Linked DNA regions of Homo sapiens: region 1 is linked to region 2. The links are chromatin loops, found by intact Hi-C in ENCODE. Cell type or tissue: chondrocyte. All regions are shown on one strand. Each heading gives the region's core, and the rest is flanking DNA. Links, peaks and the distances in the headings are about the cores only.

The links. A loop is a pair of places that touch in the nucleus more often than their neighbours do. Peaks named below come from ENCODE experiments on the same cell type or tissue, not always from the same donor. Only the 100,000 strongest peaks of a DNase experiment are listed, where the experiment ranks them.
Region 1: it touches region 2 in a loop (4-fold over the local background); 2 of 110 quality-filtered maps call a loop at or near these places.

What each region holds. Positions count from the first base shown.
Region 1 is chr10:128,529,123-128,532,041 of GRCh38, reverse strand. No RefSeq gene overlaps it. Among named protein-coding and RNA genes, the nearest start is that of LINC01163, 240 kb to the right of the region's middle. In chondrocyte, for the core only: CTCF peaks have their summits at 1,349 and 1,550 (motif pointing right); no DNase peak of the experiment used is centred there.
Region 2 is chr10:127,714,629-127,717,547 of GRCh38, reverse strand. No RefSeq gene overlaps it. Among named protein-coding and RNA genes, the nearest start is that of FOXI2, 21 kb to the left of the region's middle. In chondrocyte, for the core only: CTCF peaks have their summits at 1,346 and 1,563 (motif pointing left); no DNase peak of the experiment used is centred there.

The sequences.
Region 1 (2,919 bases), core at 119-2,618, 810 kb before region 2:
ACAATTTGGATATGCATGATGACATTCAATTGAGGAAAGAACAAACTTGTCCATCATTAGGTTTTGTAAACGTCCAAACAGTGAAGTGATGGGTGGAAGATGTGCAATTGGTTCATTTAGGAATTTAGGAAGCCTTAATGTTTATCATAGATTAATACACAGATCATGTGTGTGTGTGTGTGTTTGTGTGTGTGGTGTGTAGACTATGTTTACTCTCTTTAGTAATCAGCTGAAACTGCTATGAAAAAAATTTCCTCCCACAGCTATGTTTCGGCAGTGAACATTCTTAGTCCTGAATCTCACCCCCTCCACATTGTTTCCAAAGTATATTCCTCCATCTAGCATGAAGAGTATAGTTTCAAGAACCCCTCTTCAAACATGAGACTCAGGGGAGGCAGGGTTTGAGCTAAGGTCTTCTCTGAGCTGTCATTAGGACTGCGATAATGGTATATAGTGAAGAGAAAAATAACAAAATGAGTGCTGGCTATTTCCTTCATTAGGCAGACCAAATATTTATGTATATATTGTAGGATAGATCCACTGTGTTTCAGCTCAGAAATTGCTACTGGGCTGCCAGCTGATTTAAAAAAGGAGTATCACAGCTCTGTAGTAAGAATAAAACATTAGCAAGGTCTATCATGTGCAGGGAACATTGTCTGCTTGGTGGAGCTCAACTCTATCCTGAGAGCAAGATGAGATGTGCTGGGACACGAGGGCCAGGAGGAGGCTGTCCAAGGGATGTCAATCAAAACTGAAGTCCATTTAAATATTGCCAGAGAAAGAGACACTTGGCAATTCAGGATGAATAATCCTGACTCAGTTGTTGGCCAAATTGGGATGCCATATTCTTTGATCAGAGGCATGATGGGCCTGGCAATTCATCACACTCTTGGAAAAACTCCTGAATGACAACAGCAGGTGGTGATGAAGGGTGCCAAAGGATGGGGTTTGGGAAGCTTCGTGGGGTTCACCTCTGGAGAACTCCCCACTCTGGGGAGGGGTCCAAAGACTGAACCTAAAGCCTGATTCCTTCTTGTGGGGGCCACTAAGTCAAGCTTGCCAAAGTCTGTCTTTGCATGGAGGAGGCAAGAATTGATTTCTACCCAAATGACCTCTAAGTTTAACCTGGAATAAGGACATCTTTGTAGGCTCAGAATTCAATCTGCTGTTGTAGCCTCAGAGTTAAAGAACTGTCTGCTACAGAAGCCAGAGCCTGAAACTGAGAAGGGTTCAAATTCTTGTTGAGTGATACCACGTATTTGGCAGACTTGGGTGACCTCTAAGTTCATTCTTTTAAAAAGCCATTCTCCTATCATATTTGATTTTTTAAAACTAGTAGTGTAAATTTGATAGTTTGTACTAGATAGTCTAAATTTGATGGTTTGGTCATCAGAAAGCGTGATGACTCATTTCTCTAGGTGCCTCTTAGCAGTTAAAATCCAAAATGCTACTAGGAGTAAGAAAAAACAAAAAACATTTCAGACCTTTCATAATCCTTAACTAGGCACTTCCACTAATGAACAGCAGATGGGGCTACAAAAATCACCAGATTAAAAACATGGGGTGGAAAAGAACCTTTTAACATAAAAACCAGTTCATTCGGAACCATTTCAAAACATAAACAGGGCTCTTGTTTGTGGTTTAAGATGTTGGTGTGTCTGTTTCCCGCCAGAGCTTTTGCATCATATTCCTGACGTGCTCATGAGTCCAAACTGACTTAATTTCTTAACACGGCAGATTTTTAAATAGTTTTCATCCTGCGTTCCTCTAATAATGTTACAATACAATTTCCTAAAAGACAAAATAATTATCTATGGTTAATTTAATCACAGAGACCCCACCCACCAATGTCTCAGAATCAGGATAAAACATGCTATGTATAGCCCTGTTACTATGTTCATGCACGTCTCATGCACACACACAGGTATTCGTGCACTCAAATTCTTTAAGTAATTATTTTTCGTTAGATTTAATAGCCTGCACCAACCACAGTCAGGAGAAATTCATGTATCAAGCTGCAGGCTTGCTTGTACGCTGCAAGCGTACAAACTTGTGTGAAAATGAGGCACAAATACAAGGGACAGAGCACGTCGGTCAAGAAGTGTCGAGTTGAAAAAGTGCACAAATCAAACCAGGAAATCAATTTCTCCCACTAGACTTTCAAGTCAAGAAAACAGTCCCTGTGATTTCCTTGAGAAAATAGGAGTGAGCCAGCCCAGAGTGGCCACTGCACTGGGCAAGCGCCTTCCGAGGCTCACCTGCTTCCAAGGCGTTTTCTTAGCCGCCAGCGAGGTCCATCTGGGGAGAGAGCTGAGCAAGTGGCAGATGGACAGATGCCACTTCTGGACAAATCCAGTCCACAAATGTATCAGTAACTTGAAAGCCACCAGATCTGGCTGTGCATTTGGGTCCACTGTTAACCAGATAAAGAAGGAGAAAGCTCCTGCCTCTGGCGAGGAGATGGGCTGCCCAAGGAGAGCTGTGATTTTCTGCCTGTGATATAGACTGGAGCAATTAACAAGTATAAATTGTTTCAAAATAAGCTTAAATCTGCATTTTATGTGTGCAGGTTTCCAGCTGTAATGGGATTATGATGTCAGCAAAGGGAGAGAAGTCCGCAGCTGCGGAGGGCCATGAGGGTAGCAGGCAGCTGTTAAAATAGAGAACTAATGGCGATTAATTCTTATTATGTGTTTGAAGATTTCACAAGGAGTTCAAGACCCAACGCTTCCCACGAGGCATGAAGGAGGCAAGTGCCTGGACTGTCACATTCCCCAACCCAGCCTTTTTGTCATTCAGGTTTCAATTGGATTCAGCGTTTTTACCAGCCCAGACACTCTGAGTATCTGCTGGGTCACACTTACGGAAAATAGCCAAGAGTGATGGCTTGCACTGGTGCCCAGCATCATCACGACCAGA
Region 2 (2,919 bases), core at 195-2,694:
AATAGGCTACTTCTCCAGTGGTCCTGGATTCCTTTTCAGAAAGAACAGTAAGAGAAACCAAATGATGGGACTGGCGGTCTAAGTTTCCTGGGGAAGGGGTAACCTTGCTTCTAGACCTTTCAATGGACAGAACTAGGAAACATATTTCTAAAAATCATATGCTTCTTGTTTAAATTAAATACTTACAGGCCTTTAAAAAACCTACATTTACCCTCTACTTGTATCTCATTTCTCTTATACTGAAAATCTTGGTTTCTAATAATATCAACACAATTATCTCTTGTGTTATCTTACAGTATACCTGTATAGTTTCAAATTACCTTATAAGTGTTAGTATTAACAAACTACTAAATGAGATTTAAGAGATTTAAGATTCCTTGGTAGTTTTTTGTTTTTGTTTTTGTTTTTGTTTTTTGCAATGGAGTCTCACTCTATTGCCCAGGCTGGAGTGCAGTGGTGCCATCTCGCCTCACTGCAACCTCCGCCTCCTGAGTTAAAGCGATTCTCCCGCCTCAGCCTCCTGAGTAGCTGAGCCAGGCATGCGCCACCACACCTGGCTAATTTTTGTATTTTTAGTGGAGATGAGGTTTCACCATGTTGGTCAGACTTGTCTCAAACTCCTGACCTCAAACGCTCTGCGTGCCTTGGCCTCCCAAAGTGCTGGGATTATAGGCATGAGCCACTGCGCCCGACCTGTCTTTAAAAAATAGATCCCAGTAATGACATACAGTCAAAGGACTATGTTACAGAGTCACTTGAAATATTTTTCTCAGTGGTTTCTTGTTTTGGCATATAGTTAGGGTCATTTCATTTCATGCCACTTAAGTTTAAAGCCTTAAATTTGCTAAGAAATAAGAAGTTGGAAAACACAGTTGGTCATTTACCTACACAATATTTCTATTCTTCCCCGTATGTGTTAAATAATTAGGTGTGATGGAATTTATATAGGTTGATCGAGTGTTAAAATTTATGGCAAGCATTGGGATCATCTAAGGACTTTTAGGTTCGTGGTAACCTTTGTTGTGTTGTATCTCCACAGATAAGCAGACCCTTTCAGAGACTGAGAGGGAAGATGCTAAGCGTGCTTGACTTTGGCGATGAGAAAAAGTGTTTGAGATGTCAGCCTGCAGGGTCAGATTGACTCAGGCAAGAATCCTAGTCCTGTCAGTTATTACCTGTGTAATCCTGGATGAGTTAACCTGGACCCTCAATTTTCTTATCTGTAACACAGTAATAATAATCATCTCACAGGGCTTCATTTCCCATCCGGGTTAAATGAAACCATGCATATAAAGCACTTTGCACGTTTCCCGGCACCATACATGTAGCTAATGTTATTAGGGTGGTAAATAAGACTGCACTTTTTCTCTAATTATTCTATTGGTTTTTCAAAAAAGTGTTTTTATAATGAGCATGGTTTGTCCTCATAATAGCAAACAAACAGCAAACTCCAATAATCTGGGGGTGAGGGTGAGAAGGAGAATGAATTCCCTATGGTAGTTTTGTGTATTGATCATTCCTCTGTGAATTTTTCTGTCCTTAATTATGTGACTTTAATGCCATCTAGTGGAAGGTGACAGAGTCTATTTCCTCAAGTAGCTTCATTTGATAAGGAAAAAATCCCATGTTTATTTTATGTAATAGATGGCTCAAGTTCCATTCCTTCCTTATTAAAGAAATGTTCAGAATCCATAGTCATCAATAAAGATATTTTTGGTGAAATTTATTTTAAGGGCATAGCCTTTAGTATTTTATGGGTGAAAAATTTCCTACAGAGAGGGTAGGTTTGTTTTATTCTCAAACTTTTCTCTTGTATTTTTTATTTGTATTTAAGATTTTACATGTCAATTTTTATGATAAATCTACTGAATTTGTTGTAACATAATGCTAGCAAATACGCAGGAGCTTGCAGTAAGACTATTCTTTTTAAGAGAAAGACCTGTTGTCGTTAAACACTTTTTTTATTTTGCCTTGATTTTTTTTTAAATACTGAATGTGGAATGAATATAAAGTCTCACTGATCATGAACCTAAGCTCATCCAGTTTCGTGGTGGCAGCAGGGAGCGCCAGGGAGCCAGGGGTCAGGTTGGGCTCCTGCTTTTCCATCCAGTGTGACCTCGAGTAGAGCCCCACACCCACTTCACGTGCACATGATCAGACTGGGTGAGAAGCTCTCTCACATTTCATCTTGTGGCATCCTTTAATCCTTAGCTTCGGATTTGTAAAGGAGAGTGAGACCTGCTCTTTACCACTGTAGCTTACCAGTTATAGGGGAGTCTAAGTCCTGATTTTTACTTTGAAATAGTTACGGTAATCTATCCATCCTGTTAGGATGCTCTTGGCTGCTGGGGCATTTCTACCCCTTCCTTGCTGCTACCCAGATGTAACCCTGGCCACACCTTGTATTGACTAGACTTCAGAAATTGTTTTATGTTTGAATTACTTTAATTTTATTGCTTTAGTTGAATCAGTGTCTCCTGACTCCAGCCACCTTGCTTTGGGTTTGCTGCTGAATTGGGCCAGCATATGCAGGAGGGCCCAGGGGGCCCGGCTCCCAACTTCCTGCCAGAGATGCAGATGGAGATCATGAGACACACCTTAATGAGGGTACCATTGCTCCAGCGTTGGCACTTGCTGTGTTTAGGTACCACAAAAAGAAAGTACAGCTGTCATGTCTGAAGGTTACTGACTCTCCAGAAATGAGGAAGGCCTACGTGGTCTTCTTGATCTTGCTGCTGCACAAATTGTTGACACCTGTCCCCTGTCCTGGCTCAGAGATGATCCCTTGTGGCAGGGATCAAAAGGACATGAGAGCCCGAATGTTGTCCTAAGTGGCGGTGAAATTCGTGTTTAAGTGTGGGCTCTGGATAGTTGGGGGGGTCCTGGCTCTGAATCTATTTCTTTGCTCTGTGCCCTTTC